Regions from separate parts of the Homo sapiens genome. Here region 2 is linked to region 1. The links are chromatin loops, found by intact Hi-C in ENCODE. Cell type or tissue: mammary epithelial cell. All regions are shown on one strand. Each heading gives the region's core, and the rest is flanking DNA. Links, peaks and the distances in the headings are about the cores only.

The links. Peaks named below come from ENCODE experiments on the same cell type or tissue, not always from the same donor. Only the 100,000 strongest peaks of a DNase experiment are listed, where the experiment ranks them.
Region 2: it touches region 1 in a loop (16-fold over the local background); 13 of 110 quality-filtered maps call a loop at or near these places.

What each region holds. Positions count from the first base shown.
Region 1 is chr13:69,854,106-69,859,503 of GRCh38, forward strand. All of the region lies in intron 5 of KLHL1 (kelch like family member 1), which reads right to left. Among named protein-coding and RNA genes, the nearest start is that of KLHL1, 250 kb to the right of the region's middle. In mammary epithelial cell, for the core only: a CTCF peak has its summit at 3,328 (motif pointing left); no DNase peak of the experiment used is centred there.
Region 2 is chr13:69,576,719-69,582,116 of GRCh38, forward strand. No RefSeq gene overlaps it. Among named protein-coding and RNA genes, the nearest start is that of LINC00383, 360 kb to the left of the region's middle. RefSeq lists an enhancer at 3,424-3,998. In mammary epithelial cell, for the core only: a CTCF peak has its summit at 2,817 (motif pointing right); a DNase peak (open chromatin) is centred at 3,643; H3K27ac peaks cover 757 bases.

The sequences.
Region 1 (5,398 bases), core at 320-5,319:
CTAACTTGTAATGCTATTAATTTATCAGGCAGTCTTAGTCCATTGTGTTGCTAGAATTGAATACCTGAGACTGGGAAATTATAAAGAAAAGAGGTTTATTTGGCTCATAGTTCTGCAGGCTGTACAAGAAGCATGGCACCAACATCTGCTTATGTTGAGGACTTCAGGCTGTTTCTACTCATTGAGGAAGATGAAGGGGGGCCAGTGTGTGCGGAGATCACGCAGCAAGAAATGAAGAAAGAGAGAGAGCATGGAGGTGCCAGGCTGTTTTTAACATCCAGCTCTCCCAGGAAAGCATAGAGTGAAAACTAACTTACTACCACAAGGAGAGCACCATGCTACTCATGAGGGATCCTCTACCATGACCCAAACACATCCCACATTGGTTACCATGAAGTTTGGAGAGGCCAAATATCCAAACCACAGCACAAGCACATAAGAAAGGCTAAGGACTTAAGGAGATTTATGATTTTCTTGGCAAACTGCAGTAATTAGATAAACAGAAGTTTATATAACATTATTCCTATGCATAATGTTATTAGTTTCTCTGAAATTGTAAATGCTGCTTATTAATTAATGCCATTTGCATTTATGAGTTTCTGTTACTAACAATTTTGCTCCAGTTTCTAGAACACAAAATTATAATTGGTTCTTACATAGTCTTTTGAATACATTAAAGTGATCCATTTTTACCACAAAACACTGTTATATGTGAAGGCCATAACTGCCAGAGGTATAGAACGAGAATTCCAAGAAAATTCTTAATTGTAACACCCAGTTTTTCATCTCTCAAGTACCTATTTTTGAAATGGTGCCAACTGGAAATATTGGAAATATATTTTTACAAGAAAAAAATTGTTGGCTATGAATATTTAATGAAAACACTTATTTGTACTCATAAATATATGTATAGGAATATATGTATTACATATAGGAATTACATATATGTAATATTCTATCATATATATGAAAGCATTTATAATTATAGCAGAGCGTATTAGAAAATAATATGCTAAAGTTGAAATCTATATTGAGAACTGAGGAATTGTTCATCAGTGGCACTAAGTACTAGTCAAGAACCATAAAACAGACTGTCTACTAGTTAGAGTGTAGAAAGACTTTGTGTCAGAGAGTGATGCCAGAACGGCTGCTGGACTAAGTATTTTATCACTCGTACTAATTTTAGATAGATAGATAGATAGATAGATAGATAGATAGATAGATAGATAGATAGATAGATAGACAGACAGATAGATACATAGAGAGATAGATCTATAGATAGAGATAGAGATAGATAGAGATACAGATAGAGATAGAGACAGAGATAGAGATATGATATGATATGGTTTGGTTGTGTCCCCACCCAAAATCTCATCTTGAATTCTAATCCCCATAATTTCCACATATCAAGGGAGAGGAAAGAGACCACGTGGAAATAATGTAATCTTGGGGGCGGTTTTTCTGCTCATGATAGTGAGTTCTCAAGAGATCTGATGATTTTATAAGGGGCTCTCCCTGCTACACTCAGCAATTTTCCTTCCTGCCGCCTCGTAAAGAAGGTCCCTGCTTCCCCTTCCCCTTCCGCCGTGATTGTAAGTTTCCTGAGGCCTCACCAGCCATGCCGAACCGTGAGTCAATTAAACCTCTTTCCTTTATAAATTACCCAGTCTTGGGCAGCTCTTTATAGCAGTGTGAAAACGGACTAATAATATATATAGAAAATATTATATATACGGTATTATATATGTTATATAATATATTATATATTATATATGTTATATAATATACATGTTTTATATATATTATATGTTATAACATATTAATATGCATGTTTTATATATTATATATGTTATAACATATATAATATACATGTTTTTTATATATTATATATATAATTATTGCTATTACTTTCTGTTGGCAGAGAGTTCTTCATGGGCCTGTCATGTCTCTGCCCAGTTTGTGAGCAGAGGCATTCACTGCATTTCTTCTGGACTATCTTTTCAGGAATGTTTGAATACTGTGCAACTTTGGAAGCTAGAGATAGTATCTTCTTCTGAAGCAAAGGACAGATTTGTTTATTGTTCAGTTGAAAAATAAATTTTAAAAAAATCTTCCTTCATTTCAAAGGGCAGGTATAGTCACTGCCCATTCTAAAATATTCAGGTTCTCTAAGCTCAAGTTTCCTTTTTTGTAATGCATCCTGTTACACATACAGGTGTCACTTGGTCCTCTTCATGTCACAATGTGGTAATTGGCATTTGTGGAACTGAGGAAAATGCTGATTTTCTTGCTACTACTATTGCCATGAATAACACAGTCTTTTGCTCTGATCCAGGAGTCTTCTATTTTCTGCCAGCATCCATTAAACCCTGGCAGGTTAATTGTTAGCTTGCAAGCAGGGTAAAATCGCAGATCCTTACAATTCTCAACACTACCCTCGGTCTCAGCCCTTCTCACGTGAGTGGATAACAGTATGTTCTGAATTCCAGACATTCCAAACATTTTGCTCATCTGTCTGTTAAAAACTTTTATCTGCAATCACCTTACTTTGTTATTACACTATACTGTAATCTTACATAATAAATACTTAGTGCATATTTCCCTAAACTTCTGTATTTTTTGTCCTTAATCAGTAAATTAAACTACAATGATAATTAATTAATTCCAGGAAAATGCTAGTAGGCATCAAGTTATATTTCTTCTCTTTATCAAATTTGCTACTTTCATTTCAAGATAAAATTTGGCCCATTTTATTCCTTACAATTTCATAGTAATCCTTTTCCCTCCCCAAGATCATGTCTGCTGTCTAAGGCCAGTCACTTCTCTTAGCATTTGATATAATGACCTAACTTGTCTACCGTTCCAACCTTCCTCATATAAATACAATCCTGCTGTTTCCCTGAATAATACCTTTAATGGCTCCTCCAATGAACAATAGTAAATTCCGAACCTGATAGAACACTGTATAAAACTCTCCGTTTTTTGTCTCCTAATTCTTATAGTGTATTCTTTCATTGTGCTTGCATGACTTCTATGCTGTAGATTTTCCAAACACCTTGTAATAATTTGACTATGACATGTATTTTATGCTGCACTGAATTTGCTCCCTTTACTTAAAAACTCTCCTTCCTGAGTCCCTGACAAACGTTTACTTCTCTTCCAAGACACAACATATGTCACCTCCTTTATGAAGTCTTCCCTGATGCCAGGGCATATTGACTACTCCTCCCTTTGTGCCTCCTATTATCTACCTACTTGCCTCAAATTTACCTTCAACATGTAGTCGCACATATTTATTTCTGTCTCTGTCTCCCCCTAGTGGACATATTACTTATTATTATATGCCCCATGACTAGCAAAAGGTCTGCCACAGAGTTGACATTAATGTATGGTGATGAATAAATAATACGTTTAAAACACGTTATTGATAAAATACTCACAAGAATATGTATTTCCCTAGAATGTATCCCTATACTTGATTTAAGTTTCCTATTCATTTGTATATGCTCAGTCAGAAAGGAATATTGGGCACTTTCTATAAAAGATGTATCATAAGTTGAATGTTTGTTCTCTGAAGTATTTCAGGGTTAAATTTAAGGTAAATCATTTAACTAACTATGCAGTAGAAAAATAGTTAATATAATTTTAATATTTGGAAAAGACTTATTGATATCCTTGGCTAGGAAAGAACATTAGAATGAAATGTATTTTTCACACGTACCCTAGAACTTAAAGTATAATATAAAAATATATATATATAATGAAATTCATTTTAGCATGAAAAATATACTCATCTGGGTAATTCCTGGTGCCACAGATATATATTTTATACAATGCTCCGAATGAATTACAAGGAAAATAAAGGAAACATGCTATGTATTCTGAATTTAAACAATAACTGGTTTTCAACTGACTACACCAGTTGTTAGATACATCAGCAGAAGCAGATGTAAATAAGGGCAGAGGCCACGCCCTAAGGTCAGTTCTGACAAGTTCGATTTAGACATCAGTGGGCACCAGCATCTACCACAGGGGACACCCAGAGACATTTCAGCCATGTCGTCCAGGACCCAGAGAAGAGTATGTGGAAGAAAAACATCTCCATCCACTACTGTTAAGACATACAAGCCTCTTCCTTCAACTGACACCCTCTTGGGGAGGAGAAAGACTGGGGGTTGGGTGAGACTCCTTGAGAGAGGAGAGATAGACCTAATAAGGACTTTGAACTTCCAGTTTAATGAAAGACATAACTGTTAACCACATGGAGTTCTTTCTAATTCTTCTAAATATTATGTATAAATCGTTCTGCCATTAGTACAAATGCAAGCTTGAAAACAAGATGACATTCATTATAAAAATTAAATTACTTTTCTCCTTGTAAAAATATGAGTTAAAGTGATTAATTCTAACATCTAGAAGAGCATATTTAATTAGTTGTTGAAATGAACATTTATCATGTTCCTGCCCATGATTTGAGAGGCATAGTCTTAAAAACATAAACATAGATACAAGTTTTTTTCTGAACTATCACAATTCACTAAGAAAAAGACATGTAGCTATAAGAAAATAATGAAAATTTTTCTATTAGTGGAAATGACTATTGATAAAGATATTCAATGTACTGAAGATAGGTGATATGTGATAAACACTTTCAGCAGGAGGTCTTGCATAAACTTAAGCAATAATGATAAGTACAGGTTTGCCAAGCATGGAAAAGAGTAAGGCTATTTCAGAAAGAAAGAATACGTCCAGAGGAATGAAAGAAGGAAATCAAGTAGAATACAAAGTAATAATACTTAATCAAAATAAGACATTCTATTCTTAAAACATTTCTCTTGTTCTTTCTCTGTCTATATCTATCTTGATTCACCTATTCATATACGTGTCCATCCAAACTTCCATCTCATACATTGTTACATAACCCTAAAGGCCCTCTTACTCTTTTCCTTTTCATTCAACACATCAAAGCACTGTATAAAACTTGCAATTTTACCTTCAAAATATATCCAGAATATATTTAGACTGTAACTGTAGAACAAACTAAGATCACCACTGCCTCAACTATTGTAATACCTTCTGACTGGTGTATCTGCTCCCATTCTTCTTTTTAGGGCTGCTTATATTTCATTTCTTCCTCCTCATCCATTTTGCACTTTTTTTTTTTTTTTCCTGTTCAGTGCCTTTGGAGACTAAACTTTCTGGAACTACATCACTTGACTTCCTCGCTGATTTGTTTTTGGCTGGGTCTAGCTAATGGGAATTATAAGCAGAAGGTCAGGGGGTGAGAGGAGAGGGAAGAATATTTATTTCTCTACTCCCTGCAATATGTGGCTGTAGTGGTGTCTTTTCATGGGTTACGAGCTCCAGTAGGGCAGACGCTGTGACAGCTCTGGTCCTT
Region 2 (5,398 bases), core at 328-5,327, 280 kb before region 1:
AGAAAAAAAAGAAGGAAGTCTCAAATAAATACAATAAGAAGTGAAAGAGAATCCACTAGAACTGATAAAACAGAAGTATAAAGAATTATAACAGACTATTATGACCAATTGAACACCAACAACTGGATAAAGTAAATGAATAAATTTCTAGACACAAACAAACTACCAAGACTGAATCACAAAGAAATAGAAAATCTGAACTGACCAATAACAAGTAAGGAGATTGAATTAGCAATAAAAAGTCTCCCAGCAAAGAAAAGCCCAGGACCTGATTACTTCACCACTGAATTCCACTTGACATTTAATAAAGAACGAATATCAATATTCAAACTCCTCCAAAAAATTGTAGAAAGAATACTTCCAAAATAATTTTATGAGGCCATCATTATCCTGATTCCAAAGCCAGATAAGAACCATACAAACAGAGAAAACTACAGGTCAATATCGCTGATGAACACAGATGCAAAAATCCTCTACACAATACTAGTGAACTGAATTCAATAGCATGTTAAAATGATCATTCACCATGTTCAACTGGGATACATCCCAGGGATGCAAGGATGGTTCAACATATAGAAATCTATAAATGTGACAAACTGCTTCAACAAGATGAAAAACAAAAATCAAATGATTATATCGATAGATGCAGAAAATATCTGATACATTCAACATTGTTTCCCAATAAAATCCCTCAACAAATTAGGCACAGAAGGAATGCACCTCAATACAATAAAGGCCATATATGACAAACTCACAGCAACCATCATAATCAATAGAAAAATGTTGAAACCTTTTCCTTTAAGCTCAGGAACAAGACAAAGATGCCTATTCTTTCTATTCAAAATAATACTGGAAGTCCTAACTAGAGCAATTAGTCAAGAGAAAGAAATAAAAGGCATCCAGATTGGAAAGGAAGAAGTTAAATTTTTTCTGTTTACAGATAACATGATGTTATACATAGAAAACCCTGAAGTCTCTACCAAAAAAAAATTATTAAAGTTAATAAGCTTACTCAGTAAAGTTGCAGGGTACGAAATCAATATAGAAAAACCAAAATCAATAGTCTTTCTATACCAACAGCAAACTATCAGAAAATAAATCAAGAAAACAATCCCATTTCAGCAGCTATAAAAATAAAATACTTAGGAATAAATTTAACCAAGGAGGTAAAAGACCTTTGCACTCAAAACCATAAAACACGGATGAAAATCAGTGCAGAATGCACAAATAAATGGAAATATATCCCTGTCCATTGACTGGAATAATTAATATTGTTAAAATGTCTATACCACCCAAAACAATCTACCAATTTAATGAAATCACTATCACAATTCCAATGACATTTTTCCCAAAAATAGAAAAAAAACAGCTTAATATTCCTATAGAATCACAAAAGACTCTGAATAGCCAAAGCAATCTTTAGCAAAAATAATAAAACTAGAGGTATGATACTCCCTGACTTCAAAGTAAAATGCATCTAATATTGAAACCTAAATTCAGTACAAAAGCTTTTGAAGACCTTCTGTGTGTGTGATGGTGGTGGGGGCTCTGGGTTGAGTAAGCCAACTCATCATATTATTGCCAGCCACCACGTCACTGTTAATTCTCAGACTGCAGAGGCTGAAGTATCTCACGAAGCTCTGATCTAGATAAATAAAAATGCAATTTACTTCTAGGCACATAGTAATGAAGCTGCGGAATACCAAATATGAAAAGAAAATCTTAGAATCTAATAGAAATAAAAGACTAATTTCTGAAAATAGATATACAACTTGACTAAAAAGGAAATTTCTTTGTAGAAACAGACAAAAATTATATATCAATAATATAACGATATTGCCAATAAAAAATCCTATTACCTGCTATTCTTTAAGACTAATTGTGAAATAAAGGGATTTTTATAGTTTTTAAAAGTTTGTGAAAAAATCATTTTAAATTTTTATCCAAAAGGAATTAAATCCATAAAGAAAACATTAAAATGCAAAGATCAATGTTTTCATATTATTTTTATTTGAAAATATGTTTCATCATTTTTTGGAACATTTTATATTTAAAAATATATCTAAACATGACAGTTTAGCTCAGTATTAAAAGTAATATATTTTGAATTCATATCATTAAGCAATTGAGAAATACTTAACATGAGCTAGTTGTAAGTCTTAAGTAAGAAAAATAGAATTTTATTTTATTCATACCATGTATCTTTCTACTTCCAGAGAAAGATCTTTAAAAAAAAGGAAATATTGATTCATACCATCTGCTCTAATGTCAGTCACACCAAGAATTTTCAGCATTCTAATCTTTACTAACTTTTAGGAAAGAAGGCATTGTTTTTTTTTTGTCTTTACTGAATAGATGGCAAAAATAGTGCCCTTTAAACATTTATTTTATTCTATTTGGTAAAATAATAGAAAAAGAAATAACATACTTTAAAACACAGTCTTCTTTTTCATTAAGTGTGAAAATACTTTTTATGAATGTAACATTAAAGAATCACAGCACGGCTCATAACTAAGTCATTAAAGGGAGAAAACAGTGAAATATCAAGAGTGATAAAGTCTGTCTGAGGTACACTCATGTTTTAATATTATGTTTTTATTATTAAGGTATTTCATTTTATGCTCTTTTTTATTCATGATATTATGTGGAAAACAAATGAACTAAAATGTGGTATTATATCAGTGAGATTTTTTTTCAACAATACAGCATTTAATGATCAATCTACATTCCATAGTTGTAGGCCCCTACATCTTCAATAAAGTGTACTGGCAACACTCCATTGCAACAGTACTGCATGTGAAATTAGTTCACACTAGATGGCAATATTTCCTAATCAGGAGCCCCAAGTTTTGCTTCTATAAAGTAGTCTTTTTTATATATCATCAGCTAAATGTTTCTCCTTCTTCTTCCCTTTTTTTTAAAATCCTTCCCAATATCCATTTTTCACTGCTGGTTTGCTAATATCCTACTGTTCAGTATTTTGGTGACCAAAATCTATCTATATTGATTCCCTTGCTGTATGCTTTGTTCCTTCATGTTGAGTCTCTTTTGTCCTCCAAGAAAGAAATTGTGAAGGCTGCAGAAAGAAATATGCCAGGATATTAGAAAAGAAGCCCATACAATAGGGATAATGGGTGGATGAAATAGAAATAGTGTTGAGACATTGACTCAGCTATTGAGAAGTCGGCTGTGCAATGTATAATAAGAAAGGGACAAGGTGCATTGTGGTTCAGTTCCATTGCCTATTTTTAAAAAATGTTTTAAATACCTGAATTGATTTAGTTTTCTATGTTGAGTCAAAAGTTTTTTATTTCATCCTTTATGCTTTATCTGCTGTCTTAAACATAGTAACATTGCAATACTATATATCCTGAGCCTTTTGAATATTAAACAGATCAGTCAAATTTGACCTCTGATGCAACTGGTCTTGTTTTTGTTTGTTTGTTTTTACATTTGGTCTTCAGCTCCCTCTCGGGAAAATGGTTATAAATTCTAGGCCTGTCCTGACAGGCTCCACAGGATGTGTTTGTGGGTGTTTACAGTGTGCCTTTCATGGGACATTTCTTTATCCTGATGCATGGCCTAATACCTAGGTATCCAACCCATGACAAAGATTCCCTTTATATTGGCAGACACCCTTGGGGCTTTTGTCTGACCTATATCCAATGTATTCATACCAAGGTAGCTACCTTCCAGGAGAACCCTGACTGGGAGGAGAGTCAGGTTTAAGTACATCAGTCAGGTGAATCACAATGAGGAGACAGCACAGTAAACGACATGAAATCACAGAAGCATTTTGTTACTCATTGATCTATGAGAGAAGCAGGGTGGCCACTTGGGCAGGTGGAAAAATCCAGCAACAGCGGGGTACTCAACCAGTGGGTGGGTGGGGGGTGAGGGCCGAGACTCTGATGTTGACCATTGGGTTGAATCCTGCTCAGCAGCTGCAGGATGTGCTGGGTTTAGGGTCAGTGTGTTTAGAAATAAGCATGGCATCTATCAAACAGCTACAAAAGGAGGGGGAAGTTTTAACTAGACCAAAGGTGATGAGGTATGATTAGCTTTCAAATAACTTTTCAGGCCTAAAAAGGGATGTCAAGGCAGTGGCCATATCAAACAAAATTATAACACAACTATGATATATTTATCAATCATAAATGGCATTTATCAATAAATAGAATTATTTTTTATCTCATTTAAAATACCTATGCCAGGAGGATGGCTCAGTACTGATAATATCTGCCATATAAAAGTAAGTCCTGTTTCTTTTTTTTGTTTATTTATAGCTTATATTTAGTAAGTCATTGTCAGACAGAAATGTCATAGTAGCAGAAATACTGACAGAGGGGTATAGATATCAGAGATAATGCAGTTATGGTAGACAGGAATTCATGTGTTTAAAATAGGACTAAAGGCCGGGTGCGGTGGCTCACGCCTGTAATCCCAGCACTTTGGGAGGCCAATGCAGGTGAATCACCTGAGGTCGGGAGTTCAAGACCAGCCTGACCAACATGGAGAAACCCTGTCTCTACTAAAAATACAAAATTAGCCAGGCGTGGTGGCGGGTGCCTGTAATCCCAGCTACTTGGGAGGCTGAGGCAGGAGAATCACTTGAACCGGGGAGGCAGGGGTTGCAGTGAGCCAAAATCTCACCATTTCACTCCAGCCTGGACAACAAGAGAGAAACTCTGTCTCGAAAAATAATAATAATAAAATAAAATAGGACTAAATTGAGGATGTGGGGGTATACATGTACTCCATTTCTGTAAGCAAATATCATTAACTTACTGCATAAGATTGATAAAACACTATGTATTCTAACTGCTTTATTACATTTAATCCTCATAGCAATCCTATTCCACTAATCCATATGTTGGGGAAGCTGGTCAGTTAAAAGGGCCTTGGTCAAATTGCTCTAAAGTCAAAGAAAATTTCTTGTTCAATTGACTGAAATGATGATACAAAAACAAACTAAAGGACCAGGCACCTCTTGCCCATGATCCCTGTGCCTTGGGAGGCTGCAGCAGGAAGATCGCTTGAGGCCAGGAGTTCAGGACCAATCTGGGCAACATAGAGAGGCCCTGTCCCTACAAAAAATACAAAAATTAGCCTGTTGCCATGGCACATGCATGCAGTCCCAGCTACTCAGGAGGCTGAGGAGGGAGGATCGCTTGAGCCCAGGAGTTTGAGGTTGCAGCCAGCTATGATTTTACCACTGCTCCCCAGCCTAAGCTACAGAGCAAGACTGTCTCTAAATTAAAAACAAAAACAAAAAATTCTACTACGACATACATTTTATGGATAAATGTTACACCGCCATTAAAACAATTATAATACAATAAGTGCATTTTGGAAAAAAAAGAAAAAAAGAAAGGGGCATGATTATATTATACTAGTG